Linked DNA regions of Homo sapiens: region 1 is linked to region 2. A link is a loop called in an ENCODE intact Hi-C map of the cell type or tissue named here. Cell type or tissue: endothelial cell of umbilical vein. All regions are shown on one strand. Each heading gives the region's core, and the rest is flanking DNA. Links, peaks and the distances in the headings are about the cores only.

What was found. Peaks named below come from ENCODE experiments on the same cell type or tissue, not always from the same donor. Only the 100,000 strongest peaks of a DNase experiment are listed, where the experiment ranks them.
Region 1: it touches region 2 in a loop (7-fold over the local background); 4 of 110 quality-filtered maps call a loop at or near these places.

Annotation. Positions count from the first base shown.
Region 1 is chr17:33,920,925-33,929,716 of GRCh38, forward strand. It overlaps a transcript of ASIC2 not described here. Among named protein-coding and RNA genes, the nearest start is that of LINC01989, 260 kb to the right of the region's middle. RefSeq lists an enhancer at 8,088-8,589. In endothelial cell of umbilical vein, for the core only: no CTCF peak of the experiment used is centred there; no DNase peak of the experiment used is centred there.
Region 2 is chr17:33,980,505-33,989,296 of GRCh38, forward strand. LOC107985038 (a long non-coding RNA gene) reads right to left here and starts at 6,861. Exons shown (of 2, transcript XR_001752840.2): 1 at 6,641-6,861. It also overlaps a transcript of ASIC2 not described here. In endothelial cell of umbilical vein, for the core only: no CTCF peak of the experiment used is centred there; no DNase peak of the experiment used is centred there.

The sequences.
Region 1 (8,792 bases), core at 310-8,309, 60 kb before region 2:
AGCCCTAGAAGTCCAGTCTTCAACAGAGGACTGTGTCCATAACTCATAAAGTTTATGGGAGGATTCAGGGAACCAATACATAGAAAGCTGTTATAGTAGTGCCTTATTTAATGTGAGCCCTTAATAAATGTTAGCTAATGTCACTGTGCACTTATTATTTTTTGTTGTGTCTCACGTTCGCTGTGTCATGAAATTAAATGACCCTCCCCACAGAGGGTTGAGGAGTATAATGGTTGATAGCATGAAGTCAGAGAGACCTGAGTTTGAGTCTAGACTCTTCACTTACTAGCTGTATGACTTGGGGCATGTTTCTTAACTTCTCTTAGCCTCACCTATAAAACCAGTGTAATGATGTCTACTTTGATGTGTTGATGTGAAGAGTAAATAAAATAATGCAAGCAGAGGTCCTACCATGATACCTGTTATTTACTGAATGATTAAACAGTATGGAAAACATATAACTTGTAATCATTGTTTTTAGTAGTATTTCTGCAGGATATGCAATTTGGTTAGGGGATGGGATCATGCATGAGGAATGCCAAAACAGTGTAACAGACCATATATTTCCAAGGAGCTTCAAGGCAAGGGGAGCTGGGACATGGGACAGAAGGCAAGTGAGGCGTCCTGGAGGGATGGTGGGGCAGGACTGGGGCAGAGGAGTAGAGAGGTAGGTGGGGTGCACGTGGAGAATTCCATAGAGAGGTTCTGTGCTGGTTAATTTTGGAAAACACTCCAGTATTTAAGGAGGGAAAAAGATGAAGATAATTGTCTTAAAGATCCTTGTGCAAAATGGACTCTGGAATTTAGATGGGGAGTTACGACCACAGTGCATTCAGTCCTGATGACCTGGCATACATCTCTGACAAGGTGGGAAGTCTGCAAGATAAATGGCTCAAACTAAGCTCATTATGGGGAATTTTCCCAGGAGAAGGAGGAGTGAATATTATCAAATGGGCTTTGCCTCCCTCTCTCTTGAAGCAGCCCCTCCCTACCTCCAACCAACCAAGAGCAATGCTGAAAATGATTAACAATGGAATTGGTGCTTGGGGTTTGCCCATAGCAGCTGACGGGCCTGGGAACATTCTCAGGCATGCACCCCTCATTGGTCCAGGGCCACTTTGCACTGTCAAAGTCTCTCATCTCACAGGTGAGGAAACTGAGACCAAGTCGGGCAGGAATTTGGCAATGTGACAGAGCAAAGTGTTAACACTTTGCTGACTTCTCCAGTTCCCATTATGACTTGGTGATTAAGACCAGTATTGAATCCTTGCTCGGCTGCTTGTTAGTGGTGGAGTCAGAGACAAGTTCAATACATTCTCTGTCCCATCATTTTCTCATTTGTAAGGTGAGGACTCCCTCCCTCCTTCCTTCCCTCCCTCCCTCCTTCCTTCCTTCCTTCCTTTTCTTTTCTTTGTAGGATAACCAACTTATTTCTACAAACCCAGACCTCTCACTGGTTTCAGACTGAAAGTCCAGCATTTCAGAAAAACCCTTGCCCCCTGGCAAATCCTATTTGTTCAAAAATACCGCCTCACTTTGTTCTAGGTGCTACAGATACAGCAGTCACTCAGACAGAGAAGATCCCTGTTCTCAAGGAGCGAACGTTCTAATTCTATAAGGTGGAGAGAGACATGGATATGTTGATGAATCAGTAAAATAATGAACATTCTACAAATGTGAACTATGTATCAGGCTCTATACTATATGTTTTACACATATAATATCATTATATTTATAAACAATTCTAGGAGATAGATAGCAATACTAACCCCACCCCATTTTCCACTGTGAAAACTGAGGATTTGTTCTATTAACAAACTTTCCTACTGCTGGTCAAAGGCAAAGCATCTAAACCCCAGAGTTCCAACACACATGTTCTCAACCTTGATATGCCACCATCTCACGAATGGCAAGTGTAAGAATTAGACAGGGTGAGGATCATGTTGATTTTTCCTATCTCAGCTGGCTGGGGATCTCTTGTCCTACCCACTAGGCTGCGTGGCAGATGCTGTGAAGGGTCCTCTAGAGCGCATTTGCTCCAGCTCCAAGCACCAGTGCAGATGCTGGAGCCCTTCTTTGCAATGTCACTTCTATCCTAGAGAGGTTTAGTGGGGAAGCCTGATGACCACAGCAGCTTACCCAGCAAACAGGAAAGCAAGAGCACATGGAACCTGCGGGATTCCTGGAGCTCGGGAGTTCTTTGGCTTTGAGTGGCTTTCTGCCAAGAACGTCTACCAGCAGAAGATGGAAAATGGGTGATGCCCTAGTGCTGGCCAGAGTTCTGTGCCAAAAGAGAAAATGAGGCCATTCCTCTCAGACCTTCAGGGCTCCTGGCAGATGACAGGCTGATGAACAAGTACTGCCTGAGCTTGAGAAATATTTGCCGTTCTCAAGGCTGACTGTTCTGTCCATCTACCCAACCACATTTATATGAAACTTATGAACTAATATTGTTGGAAGAAACTTTATTCATCACCCAGTCCAAGGGTCTCATTTTACAGATGGAAATAAAATGACTTCTCAGGGTCATACAGGTTACCAAGGAAGAGACCACAAGGAAGAAACAGGTTACCAAGTCTGGGCCACAAATTGCTGAACTCAGAATGCACAGCAGTTCTGCAAAATGCACTGCTTCTCCTTGTGGCTGGACCTTACAATTATTTATAGGGAAAATGATTTCTCTCTTATACACTTTCCATGTTTATAGAAGGAGGCTGTGGGGCCGGGGAGTGGGGCTCAGGGTTCAGGGATCACTGGCTAATAATGTCAGTTGGAAAGGGAACTCTGGAAAGTGTTTGATATGTCAAACAGGTGTAAAAATGCTCTTAAGCCACCAATGAGGTGTGAGTTAGGGCAGAAAGAAGATAGTAGAGTATGAGAGGGGAGGAGGGGCGTCCTGAGTTCTCAGCCCATGCTAGACTACAGGGAGTTTGAGTCTTAGACTCCTGCTTCACCATTGACTCCATTCCCTACCTCATGCCCACCCAGCAACTACATGGCAGAAGATACAGGGAAGAGAGCCCCGGACTCACAGGCAGAATGGGCCAGGTTCAGATCTCAGCTTCACTGCCACCAGCTGTGTGATCTTCAGCAGGTCTGAATCCCTGGCCCCTGCTCCCATCCCTCTCTTTATTTCTGTTTCCTCATCTGCTGAAACATCTAAGTTTCAGGTTTATGGGGCAGGTCAGAGAGCAAGTCTACAAAATGCTTATCACATGGCCTGGCCAAGAAAGCCCCTAATAAATGGCATTTGTCACCACTGTTGGTGGGAACCTCACAATACCTGACTCTCCTGCACTGCGCTGTGAGGAACAGCCCAGCGTGCTCCTCCTGGGGTTCTCCCCAACCCTGGAGTGAGGCTTGCAGAGCGGGCTTGCAAAGCAGCCACACCCATTTGCTCTGCTGGCTTAAGCAGGAGCCAGAGTCTGCTCTCCAGGGGCTCAGGATGGTGTCTGAAACAGAACACATGGAGTCCGCCAGGTGTGGCAGTAACTACATTGACAAAACTCTCAGCACTACAAAGTGGATAAATTAGAGGGCAGAGAAAATGCATTCATGCTAGGAAAGCATTCGCCATACACTTCCTTTAACTGGGAGCCTCTCTAGAGAACTTAAAGTCAAATTTCCACCTCCCAAAATTCTATTTCCCCGTAGATATCTAGGAACTTGCCTAGTGTGAAGTGGATAACTGTGGAGACGCTGTCATCTTTCCCTTCATCCCATTTTCTCCCTTTCCTATGGGAATTTTTGATTTAATCCGGGCATTGTGGACAGCAGAGAGAGGATGCAAGTGCTGGTTGGCCATATGTGCTTGGACAAAGCTGCCTGCTGTCTCGGGCTGTTCAATTCACTGCTGCTGTGGCCTTGGGCCAGTGAGCACCCTGTCATTCTAAGTTACCCTCAACTGGAACCCAGACTCTGCAGAGGTGTGGTGGGCAGTGAAGGAAGAAGAGCAAGCTTCGTGATGACCATGCAGACACATGCCATGACAGTCACTTCTTGTTTAGTGCCTCCTGACCCCTACACTTCAGGCAGTCAGAGGTCAGAGATCCATCATGCCCACCTCCCAGCTTACTGTCTCTATACTCAGCTGAGCAGAAGAACTCAGGGCCAGTGTACCCAGGGCTGGGCTTCCTGCCTTCCCTGCTTCTCTGGCCACCATGCTGCAGGGTTGATGCCTCAGGCCTTTCCAGTGCATGGGCAGAGAAAGGGTTGAAGGCAGCAGATCTGGATTCAAGTCCAGCTATGTGACCTTTGCCTGGTTCCTTAACCCTTCCAATGCTCATTTCTCATCTGTAAGAGGGAGGTGGTCATATCTCCATACCAACTTGCACAAGGGTTGAATGAGGAGAAGAATATAAGCGCAAAATGCACTGAAGGCACCCCATGCATGACACTTCTCGTCCTCCCCTCCAGGGAAGGCCAATGGTAACCCAGAAATCACTGGACCATAGCATTCAAATGACCATTGAGTCCCTGCTTCTGGTGTACAGAACAAAGGAGAAGGCCACATAGAGCTTCTTTCTTCCAAGACTGCAGAATGGGGATTAGACCTCTCAGGGGAGTGTGGTGCAAGTCACAATAGCTCTCTTCTCCCGATAACTGTGGCCATGTGGCCTCGTCTGCTGCCCAGTGTGACCTCAGCCTCAAAGCCCCACTCCTACCTTAGAAAGGTTGGGTTGAGGATCCCCCACTCCACATTCTGGGATTGGGCACCACGTTCCCCTCATGGCTGGGGCAGCTCTGCTTCCATGGCCCAGGTTCTTCTAAATCCAATTCTGGGTGTCTACTTTCCAAATCCTCCCAGACTGGGGTTCAGTTTTGACTTGCCCTGGCCATTCTTGTGCCCATGGTATGGAGGCTGCAATCCATTGACAGCACTGTCACTCCCCTTTTCCACCCTGCTCTACCCAAGGCTGCGTGGGTGGCCACTGGATTTCACAATACTTCTTTGGCCAGTGGAAGATCTGAGCTATAGCAATATTTAAAAGATCTTAAGAAGTCACAAAATGTGTATGTGCCCCGCAATGACAAGACTTTTTTTAGATGCAGAAGGCTCTAACTCTAATAAATTATTATCCAAATACAGGAAATAATCACTGTTAACATTAGTAGATCTCTTGCAGTGATGTTTTGGGAGCCCCATAGACTATCATCGAAGTCAGGGGGTTCTTGAACTCGGTTAGGTGGTTGAGTACCTGAAAGTTTGTGTCCTCTTTACAGAAGCAAAAATACTGTTATTTAATTCAATTGAGAGGTCTAAAAATACAAATGTAGGTCACCCTATTTTTATGTTTTGAGCACTGTACTAAGTGCTTTATATGGAGTAGTTCACTTAATCCTCACAAAAACCTTGCGGAAGTATTACAGGTTAAGTCTCCCTTATCCAAAATGCTTGGGACCAGACGTATTTTGAATTTTGAACTTTTTTTTTGGGATTTTTGAATACATATTTGCATATAGATAATGAGATATCTTGGGGATAAGCCACAAGTCTAAGCACAAAATTTATATGTGTTTTAATATACCTTATACACATAGCCTGAAGATAATTTTATACAGTATTTTTAATAGTTTTGTGCATAAAACAAAGTTTGTGTACACTGAGCCATCAGAAAGCAAGGGTGTCACCATCTCAGCCACCCATGTGGACAACCTGTGGTTGCTTTGTGCCACCATTATTCCTGACTCTGAATTTTGATGCTACCTAAAGCAACCATTTTCTTATACTGATTCATGCATAAGTACTTAAGAGTAAAAAATAGGACAGACCATTAATACGGTGGGAAAAATCATGTATTCGGGGTAACCGAGCAGCACAGTAGCATCACCAGAATACCTGTATCTGCTATTAAGCAAGAGCAATAGCAAACAATGGCAGGCTGATTACCTGCCACTGTGTGCCTGCATTTTGTTGTGTGCCTGCATTTTGACTGTGACTCGTCACATGAGGTCAGGCACAGAATTTTCCACTTGCACTGTCATCTTGGTGCTCAAAAAGTTTTGGATTTTTTTTTTTTGAGACAGAGTCTCGCTCTGTTGCCCAGACTGGAGTGCAGTGGCACAATCTCTCTGCTCACTGCAAACTCAGTCTCCTGGGTTCAAGAGATTCTCATGTCTCAGCCTCCTGAGTAGCTGGGATTACAGTCATGTGCCAACATGCCTGGCTAATTTTTGTATTTTTAGTAGAGACAGGGTTTCACCATGTTGGCCAGGCTGGTCTCAAACTCCTGGCTTCAAGCGATCCTCCCACCTTGGCCTCCCAAACTGCTGTGATTACAGGCATGACCCACTGTGCCTAGCCTCAATTTTGGAACATTTTGAATATTGGATTTTCAGATTAGGGATGCTCAACCTGTGTGATCACTCACTAAGGTCTGAATGCTGGTGTCCTCCCAAAATTCTTATGTTGGAAGAATTGACTCTCCAATGTGAGGGTAGTAAGAGCTGGGTGTGAGCTTTGGGAAAGTGAATAAGCCATGAGGGTTACATTCTCATGAACAGAAATAGTGCTCTTATAAAAGAAGTTGAAGGGAACTGCTTCACCCTTTCTGCCATGTGAAGACACAGCAATAGGCACTATCAATGCAGCACAGAGGGAGCCTTTCCAGACACCTGATCTGCTGCTGCCTTGATCCTGGGCTTCCCAGCCTTCGGGACTGTGAGCAATACATTTCTACTGTTAATAAATTACCCAATCTATGGTATTTGTTAGAGCAGCCCAAAAGAATTAAGACACTATTATTTGTTGCCATTTCATAAATGAGCAAATTGAGGCTCAGGGAGGTTAGATCACTTGCCCAGTGTCATTCAGCAAGTTGGGAAGCAGTGAATCAAACCCAGAAAGTCAAATCAGTTTCGCTGCTTTTATTCCACAGTTCCTGCCCTCCCCTGCCTACCCCTGAGAATCAGAAGCAATGTCATCAGTTAGATATGACTATGTTATGCATAAGCCATATCAAATTACAGCCGTTAACACATGGGTTGACTCACACACAAACAACAGCTCAAATCTAGGCAAGAGGTATCAGCTGTTTGATAATATTTGTCCGCTAATTTTGCTAATTGTGTGCTCATTTGTCATCCTCTAGTGAGTGACAGCAGGCAAACAGTAGGAGGCACCAAAGGTTTAAGAAAAACATATGGGAGAAAAGCTTAACTGGGAGGCTTTTCTGTCTTAGCTTTTTGGTTTTTTTCCCCCTGCCAACTGGAAAAAAACCACAATTATTGCATTTCTGAGACAGAACTACCTGCTCTGGTTCATGGAAACCCATGTTATTTCAGAGATGCCACCCTGCTGCCCATTGGCGACCTTTCGAAGGTGCTCTCCTGGTGTTCTAACTCAATGTGCTGGACAGTTGTGCCTCTTCCCACCAGCATAGTGTCCTGGTACGGCAGGGACTCTGCAGCGTGGGGGGCAGGGGCACTTCAGGGGTGGGTGGTAAAAGCTGACCAGAACTGTGCAGCTCTGTTGTGGTTCCCACCCTTTGTGGAGAATCACTGCTCTAAGGTGACCCATGCCTCCTCCCATATCCTCTACACCTATGCTCTTTATGATATGACCCACTCTTTGGTTGGACTAGGGTCAACAGCTGGCCCAAGTGCAGCCAAACCATAGACTGGGCAGGAAGCAAGGGCTCTGAGCTTCACCTCAAAAGATGAACTGTGCCTGTCAGACCCCTCTCTTGGAAATGTAGTGTCAGGGCTCCGGAGGGGTGGAGCTTCTGCACTTCAGGGGTACATGGGGGTGAGCTGGGCAATGGCCACAATGAACCAGAGTTCTCGAGGTGCAGGAGCCATGTGGGAGTCCAGGGAGTCAGCGGGTGCCAGCAGGAAAATGGAGCAGATCCACAGATGGAGGAGGGGATGTCAGGGGAGAGATGAGACTCTGAGGGACTAACCAGGCAAAATAGAAGTTTGCAGCAAGTAATAGTAGTAGAAGCCTGAAAGTCTGTTAGGTAACCGAGGCTGCAAACATCAGCCTTTCCTGCTCCTGGCCCGTTTCTGGGAGGTCTGCATGTAGGGAGGCGCTCGTTCTTGGATTCTCATGAAATTTTCCTTCTTCTTTCTTGGCATCTTTATCATGACCCACCCACTCGCATGCTTTTACTCAAACCAGATAGCACTGCCTTAACCAGGGTGCACAAGAACGCTATTTGAGTTGCTGGGGCCTAAACTGCCTCAGTAAGTGAATCTCTGCCTCCCCTCAGACCCCCCATTGGATGGTCAGAATCTGCAGGAGACTGGCTCAGCTCACCATTCCACTGTTTTGTTCCCTCATTAGCTCTGTTCCCCAGTTAGCTCGCCAGCCCCTTTGCCTTGCCCTGCCCTCCCAGCCACTGCCCCCGACCGAGCTGTTTACATGGCTTTCTACATTAGGTTAGTGCTCACTCCCAAGTTCCCAACCTCCTACTTGACTGTGTCTCCCACTGTGATCCTTTCCTTAGCTCCTGCGGAGCCTGGGCTCATTTACATTTCACTCACCAACCTCATTTAGGTAATTTTCTACAGTTAATTCAACGTTCACCAAGTAGCCCTGGATTGCATTTGCATTCATCACCTTCTGGGGCTCTGAAGCATTTCAGAGTATACAGGCTTCCCTGCTGAGATCCCCACTTACGCAAACGCAACAACAAATCTCGTGGGCTCTGAGCAGAAGATCCCGCTGCAGGGTCAGCCCAGTATTCTCTTCTGACAGCAGCCTCAGGAGGACAGGAAGTGCCCTTTGTCCTGCCAGTCTTGTCCAAGGAGGAGGTGCCCTGACTCTGGCCTTCCTGTCTCCTATTAATTCA
Region 2 (8,792 bases), core at 508-8,507:
AAAGGATGAGAATCTTGGGAATGGGAAGAAGTTTTCTGGGAACTTGGGTAGGTTGAGGCAACAGGTTGTGGTGGATGCTGTGATGTGCTTCCCAGGTCCCTCTTCAAGAAGGAAGGATTTATCCTGCTACCTGCTGGGGATGCTGCCTGCAGAAAGTTCTCAGCTGCCAGCTCCCCATGGGGTTTGCCCTAACCCTGACTGCAGAGAGCTGCCTTGCTCCAGATCATGCCTTCTTTACAGGGTGGTTCACATCCAATGATTGATCCATGGAAAGACATTGAGGCCTGAGCCCCTTTCCCCAGTCTGGAACAACTCTGAAGGCTCATTCCATTTCACATTTCCCATGGCATCAGGTAAGATGCTCATTGAGACTGCATCACAGCTCAGCTTCTCCCTCTGTCTAATCCTGCTTTCTCCCCATCCCTTCCTCAAGTGTAATTTTTTTTTTTTTAGACAGAATCTTGCTCTGTCACCAGGCTGGAGTGCAATGGCACAATCTCAGCTCACTGCAACCTCTGCCTCCTGGGTTCAAGCAACTCCACTGCCTCAGCCTCCCAAGTAGCTGAGACCACAGGCGTGCACAATCTCGCCTGGCTAATTTTTTTTCTTTCATTTTTTTTGTATTTTAGTAGAGACGGGGTTTCACCATGTTGGCCAGGATGATCTCCATCTCCTGACCTAGTGATCCACCTGCCTCGGCCTCCCAAAGTGCTGGGATTACGGGCGTGAGCCACCGCACCCAGCCCTCAAGTGTAATTTTATGAGTTCTTCCTAATAAACCATTGCAAGTAAATATCTATCTCAGAGTCTCCTTCCTGGGGACCCAGTCTGTGACACAGGCTTAAACTCTGAGCAGGAAGTTTTCATTTTGCCTGGCCCACAGTTTACAAAAACATTGATGACTGCGATCTCACTTGATCTTCACAATGATTTGGTGAAGTGGGTGGTACTGTTCTTACTTAACACACGAGGAAACTGAGGCTTGAAGTTCAATGGCTGTTCGAAGACCAAAACAGCAAGGAATTGGTGGAACCAGGACTTAAACCCTGGTCTTTTGGGCTCTCAAATGTATGTTCTTTCCTCTCTTGCACAGTTTCTAAAGAAAAGAAAGAAGGAAGGGAGAGAGAAAGGAAGGGAGGGTGGAAAGGGGGAAAGAGGAGAAGAAAGAAGGAAGGAAGGAAGGAAAGAAGGGAGGGGGGGAAGATTAGCTAACATCTAGCACTTATTCTGAGCTAAGCACCATGCTTAACATTCTACATGCATTATCTTATTTAATCCTCACAATTTTATGACATATGTATTATTTGTATCCCTATGTTATAGATGAGGAATTTGAGGCCCAGAGAATTGCAACATTATCTAAGGTCACATAGCCTTGTATGAGGAAGTGGCTTGATACAAACTCACTTCCGTCTGATTCCAGGCCAGGCATCTTAACCACTACTATCAGGGAGAATTGGCACCAACCGGAAGGTTGAGGAGCCTCAAGAAGCAGTTGTGGGCTAGAGTATTGGGGAATCCAGAGCAGCTAACTAAGATGCTAAGCACCTGAGTAAATGGGAAGCTTAGACAGATCTGCATCCTTGTTCTCCTGGGAGCAGACTGGGCCTGCTTTGGGGCTGAGCCAGTTCATGCCTGGAGCCATTGCTTGGAAATTGCACCCAGCCAATCCCCAGCCGTAATTACCACTAGGCTTGCAGCACTGGGCTGAGAGCTGGAAATAGCTCTGTATTTATTTACCCTGCAATTACATGCTACATTAAATGCTCTGCAAGAACATGGCGATCACCCTGCAATTAACTGGTCCCTGCTTCCTGGGCAAGAGAAGGCTGGAGACAGTTACTGGCTGGAATCAAGTGCTCCCTGGTTTCTTAATGGGCCTGGGGTCACCTTGTAACTTATGCTGGTGGGCCTGGCCAGAGGCTGCAGCTCCAAGTGGGAGCTTCTTTAGCTCCTGAAGGAGACAGATTAACATCTGAGTCAGATCTGAGTCCAGCGTTGCTATGGGTTCTGTGACAAGATCGTCCATTAGTGGGTCCTTGTCCATATTGTCTTCTCTAGCTCCTCCCAAGGCATCTAGTGTCTCTCTGTATTTTATTTTTGGAGTTCCTGAATTCTACCAGCCTTTGCATAGGTCGTTTCCTATCATGTTGACCTGGTAAATTCCTATCTACCTTTGAAGATTCAGCTCAACTATCATCTCCTCTGGGAAGCATGCTTTGAAAGGAGATTGTATAGGAAAGTGAAAATCAGACATACTCGTGACAAAATACCAGCTTCATTACTTGATAGCTATGTGACTTTGAGCAACTTACTTGGCCTCTCTGAACCTCAATATATGTGTGTATGTGTACATGGGTGTATAGAACTCCCTGATATCATATGCTTATACACATTATGTGTATACATATACAAGAACTCAAAGTCTTCTAGTTAGGGACAGATTTTAGCAAGGTGGAAACAGCATGGTGCCTCACACACAGTAGGTGTGCACCAAATCTTTGTTGAATCAATGAGTCAGTGAGTAAATCAACCATCAATCAAAAGAAACCAATTAGGAGCTGTGAGTGTGTGTGTACCCATGTTTATCTTTGTGGCTGTCCACTTAACTTGCTGCATATAAACAAGTATACCAGTTACTCAAAAACATAATATGTGCACATGATGGTAATTGGTCTCTAGTTGCCTGGAGATTTCAGAGAACTTGTTCCCAGGCTGTGTGGATAGACTAAGAATGCCAGGAAAAAGCACTAAGAAAAGAGTTAATTATATATTTACTACCTCTGTCATTTTCTCCTAATTATGTCTTGGCAAGCAGTGTCTCCTGGATGAGTCTTAATCTCAGTGTCTTTAAAAATATAATAATAAATCAATGTGAGATGAAATGCTCCCAACAGCCAAAATGCACCAGACAGTTTCCAATCAGTGAGAGCACCAGTGAACAGTTCTGGACCCAGTTTCGATGACGTTTGGGCCTCAGGTACCAGATATGGAGCCAGAAAAACAGTCAGAGAGCAGAGCAGTGTCTAGAACGTGTCACTGAGGCCTCTTCTCAGTCTTCTGAGGGTCACCTGGAATCCCTATGGCCTCTGCCTGCTGCCAATGTACCATGAGGCAACAGAGGAGGAAGTTAGGCGTGCAAATTCGTGAGCCACCCTGGTGCATTTTGCTTGGTTTCTGGACTGAGAAGACAGGGCCCATTTACTCAGCCCTCTGTATGTCAGCGGCTCTCAACTGGGGGCAGTTCTATCCTCCTAGCAGTCATTTGTACAAGTCTGGAGTTATTTTCAGTGGTTACCACCTGGGGATTTTGCTACTGGCATCCAATGGGTAGAGGCCAGGGGTGCTGCTGAACATTCTACAATGCACAGGATACTCCCACCCACAGCAAAGAATTATCTGGCTTAAAATGCCAGTAATGCCCAGGTTGAGAAGCCCTCTGTTTGTGCTGGCAAGCTTGGGCCCTGGCAGCATGTGTCCATGCTGTCTGTTCTTGTTGTCACTAGTTCTGGTTTTCAGACCTTTTCATGCTCTTTTCTATTTTGGTTTCTAACAAGGGACACAGGCACACACATGCTCAGAACAAATGCACAGCCTTCCTTCCCCATAACCCCTTTCTGGCTGCAATCATATTCACTGAGGATTAGTCAGCCCTCTCCAATGGAGGGGAGTGGACACTCACCTTGACATCCTGTGGGCGCCTGCAGATGCTGGCTCTTTCTCTCCTCCCAGGGATAAGACCGCACTTCTCTCACTGGTCCCAGTGGGCATAGCAAAAGCAACAAAGCTGTGGGGCTTGTTGGTGCTTCATCGAACAGGCCTAGGCAGGAGGCCCAGTGCAGCCCTGTCTATGAGGTGACCTGGGAATCTGTGTTTCTTATCAAGTGTCAACACATATGCCCAGCAATTTCACTCTGTTCCATACCAAGCAATCAAACACGCCTACATCGTGCAAGCAATTTTTAGGTCTCCTAGTTTCTATTATTAGAGCCTCTTGCCTAGGATTAAAGGCCCATGGCACGTAAAAGGGCCAAGAGGAAATTTCCCAGGATTTTCTCATGTAGTCCTCACAACCACCCGACGATGCAGACACTTGTGCATCCCCTTCACAATTGGGGGAAAGAGGTTCTAAGGACAGAACAGTGCCTTTGCACTGCATGAGTCAGATCTTGTCACTTGTCTGTCTAAGCTGGTGCTGGAAATAATGAAGATGAGATGGAAACACCAGTCCATTTGATCCTAAGCAAGGCATGGGCTCTTGACACTATAGCTGTTGCTGAAAGGAGATGGAGGAAGGAGAGGCAAAGAGAATAGAAAGGGATGTTTCTGAGCACAAGAGTGGAGGAAACAGAAGGCATGGATCACCTCTTTAACCCTGACATTCTCCTAGCTCATAAGCACATCCCTGTCCTTTAACATCTGGGTGTCTTTCTAGAGGACACCAGAAACTTCAGACACTGAAAGGAAAGACATTCTAAAAGGTGGAAAGAAAGTGGCATTTGGGGACTGCTATAGGCAGTCTGAATATAGATGTGAGTGATAAACATATGGGGCTCATTACTCCAAGAGGCCCAGGCTTCTTCTAAACAGGTGTCAAGAGAATTTTAATTGAAGCCTCAAGCCATGATGAATTATTAAAGGCATGGAGGGATGTGAGTAGGACATTTCAGCTCAGTCAGTCAGCTCCAGGAACACCTTGGATAGACCATAGGCAGATGAGCACTTGGGAAATGATCTATATAAAGTACAATAAACTTCTCTGAAAATTATGCCCACCCCAACCTCCCCCCACTCACACATACGACTTCTTTAGAATCCAGCATTTCTCAACATGTATCCCATAGAGCAGTACCTCGTAACTTTAGCGTGCATAGAAACTTTAATGTGTCCTCGGAGTGTCCAGGGTGGGCCTGACATTCTGCATCTCTAACAAGCTCTCAAGAAATGCTGATGCAACCGGTCTACAGGCCATACTTGAATAGAGAGGTTTTAGAATACTGGCTAAGCAAGATGTTAATGGTCTTCAAGGGAAAAGAAAAGATTCCAGAGGCAAAATGTTTGGGACAGACAACATTAAGTTTAACGAGTATCTGAACCACCAGGGAAAGAGGGCAGAGTGTAATATGCTTAAGGCTGTTAAGAGGCTTTACAGAAAACAAAAGGAGTTCCATGGTCAAACACTTTTGGGAGGACCTGGGTTAAGTTAAAGGAGTATGCAGAACTTCTCAGTGCCTTTACACTGAGCCAGATCTTGCCACTCCTCTGTCTAAAGCTGGTAATGTAGAAGTCTTTACATTGGCTGAAAAAGCCCCCAGGACTTCACTCCTTCCTTCTCCCTATGTCCAGGTCCACAGGCCTTCCCTGAGAAGACACAATAGGCATCCCTCAGCCTCAGGGCCTTTGGCCTGGGTCTTTCCTCTGCCTGAAACATTCTCTGACAGCTAATTGTCTAACTCCATTGCCTTCTTCTTTTCTCAAAGGCCACCTTTTAGATGAGACTGCTCTAACCACCCTATGGAATTTCATAACCCACACCTCTTGCCCCTGGCATTTGCAATCCCCCTTATTTGAACTTTCTTTTTTCTTTTCTTCCAGTGCATTTTCACCTTCAAAGACACCATACAATTTCATAATTTATTGTGTTTATTGCTTATTGTTTGTCTTTTCCATTAAACTGTAAGCTCCATGAGAACAGGAATCTGGTTTTTTTTCCTTGCAGTATTATGAGTACCTGGAACAGTACCTGTGCTATACTAGATACTCTAAATATTTGCTGAATCAGCAATTGGGCAGATGTCCAAAGTGAAGTTCTTAGTAGGAGTGGAATATAGTAAGCATCATTCTCCAAAGGCTTTTCACTGCAGAACCTATTTCTTTCTTATTTCTTTTCCAACGGAGCATCTCAGCATGACCACTATTCCTAAATACACATTTTCTAGGAAATGGCTGCTGTAGTAACTCACTGAGAATCCAGCCTTCATTCATTTTCCTAAATCCTTCTGGGCCTATTCATATTCATCCCCTGACAATCCCAAAGTGATGAATTCCATAAGTTTATTACCCACAGTATAAATTTATCTTTAATTCTGCAAGAACAATGTCATGGGAGGGACACTTACTTCCTGCTCTCCTGCAAAGGGCCCCTCGATGCCACCACAGAGAAGAGGCATAGGGTTTCACACCATGCCTTATAAGCATGGTGCTCCATAAATTCATATTTAACCCTCAGAGTAATCCTTTGAGGTGAGTCTTAATCCCCCATTATACAAATGAGAATCTGGGTCTCAGGGAGATTAAGTAGCTTACAGAGCTGGGATTTGGATAAAGGTCTGCCATGCCTTGAAGCTCATATACTCTCCACAACACCAATGTGGCAAAGCTCACAAAATGGCATTTTTCAAATGCCAAGGTACGGAATCAGAGACTTGGGAGCTGTGTGTCTGTCCAGAGTGTCTCCCTCATTAGCAGTGGCCATAGAATAGCAATAATAGCTACTGCTTATTGAGTTTTTACTATACACCAATCATTAATCTAAGCATTTTACATGCATTAAGGCTTTTAATTCCTAGAACCCTATGGACCTCACTTTACAGATGAGGAAGCTAAGGCAATTAAAAAGTTACATAGCATATTAACTTACCCAGGTCACATGGCTGTAGAGCAGTACTTAGGCCAGAATCAGGGGAAAAAAGTCAGGCAAGGTGCAGTTTTGAACCAACTCGGCTGCTCCCATGACCACCTCACTATGCTCTGGTGCTCAGTGCCAAATCCAGCTCCTTCTTCCCTCTTAGGTGCACCCAGTGCTCCACAGCAGTCTTGCCCCAGCCTTTGCATCTGTCTCCCAGCACTCTGATATATGAGAACCCTTTTATGGATGGGAGTGCAATTTACAGACTTCTGTTTGCAATCCCTAGCAACACTTTCCCACACAGCTTCCCCAGATGATCCATGCTGGGCAGCTAGGGACTGGCACCAAGAAGGCACTTGGAGACCGTCATATTCAGTCACCTCATTTGAAATCTGGGGAACCTGAGATGCAGAGGAGATGATGACTTGCTGAACACACACAATCAGAAATAAACCTGGACTAGGACACAGGCCTAGAAATCCCATTCCAGTATCATTTAACCCATTAGCCAACCAACCAACTAACCAACCAACCAACCAACCAACGAACCAGAAAGCATTTACTGAGGCACTGTTAGGTGAAAGTGCCAAGGAATGACCAGGGTTTCTGCTCTAATGCCCACTGACTTATCATTTGTGTTCACCCATGCTTTCACTCATTCATTTCCTTATTCAATAAATCATTAGGCTCAAGAAATAACATGATAAAAAAGACAATCTCTTCTAATGCAGATGAGACATATTTTAATAAAAATAACAGAGGTATATTCAGAATAATAAACAGTAATAAGAGCTTAAAGAAATAAAAAATGTTTAAGGTCTTTTGACAGCATGTAATTTGTGAGGGAGACAGGAAGGAATGTGACCTAGCCTGGAAATCAAAGAAAACTTCCTGGAAGAAGTGGCATCTGGAGTGAGATTTAAAGGAGAGTAAGAGTGCATTAGGCTAGAAGGGATTGGGAGGAAGAGCATACATAAGAGACCTGAGACAGAATGAATGTAACACATTTAGAAATATAATAGTGTAATTGTGAATCGTATAATATAGTATGGTGTGGTATACATGCAAACACATATAAAATACAAGGCACTTTCCAGGGAAAGCAACTAACATTTACTGAATGATTGCTACATGCCAGTCCCTTTATTACCTCCTTGCTCAGTGGAAGGTAATTGAATCACGGGAGCAAGTCTTTCCCATGCTGTTCTCATGATAGTGAATAAGTCTTACAAGATCTGATGGTTTTAAAAGAGGAGTTCCCCTGCACAAGCTCTCTCTTTTTGCCTGCTGCCATCCATGTAAGATGTGACTTGCTCCTCCTTGCCTTCCGCCATGATTGTGAGGTCTCCTCGGCCATGTGGAACTGTAAGTCCCATTAAACCTCTTTCTTTTGTAAATTGCCCAGTCTTTATCAGCAGTGTGCAAATTGACTAATACATCGACCCTTAGCAGATGCTGCTGATTTTCCCCTAAGTTGCTCCCATTCCTCTTTACCATTTCTGCTTGCCTTTCCTCCAGGGGCTGTATTTTTGTTGTTGTTGTTTTGGTTAGTTTTTGCCTCTAATCTAATGACCTCTTCCTAGTGTTCTCCTCACAGGCCTGCCCTGAAGCTCCTAGATCCACTTTGCCATTGCTCCCAGAGAGCTATCAAGACCTGGGAGCTAAGTTATCCCCCTATCCCTGGTGACTCTTAGACAGTGACTGGTTGGGAGCAGGAAAGCCCAGCAACCTTGCCCAGAGCAGGGGCAAAAGCAGACATGTAATTTATACTCTAGAGCTCTGAGTCAGGCTGAGCCAAAACTTTGCCCCAAATTGTTCCCTTGCCTGGCTTCTTCCACTTCTATGCCCCTCCTCCCACCTTCCACAACTTCCTTATTTATTTTTCCTGCAATTTCTCCTTAATAAATCACTCAGACAAGAATTCTCACTATTCAGAAACTGACTCTGGGGAACCCAACCTAAAACAGAACCCACATCTGTCTGAACTTGAAGCCCTTTTTCTTGTTAGTGAGACATGATGTTAAACAGAGTCACACCAGTGAAGGGTAAAGGAGTAGGAATGATGGTAAGGTCAAGAGCTGGGGAAGGTTTTTTGAGTTTAGAGATGAAGAAGAAAGCCCTTGGGGACAAGAAATCTCAATTAAGCATCCAAAGACTGGCAGGT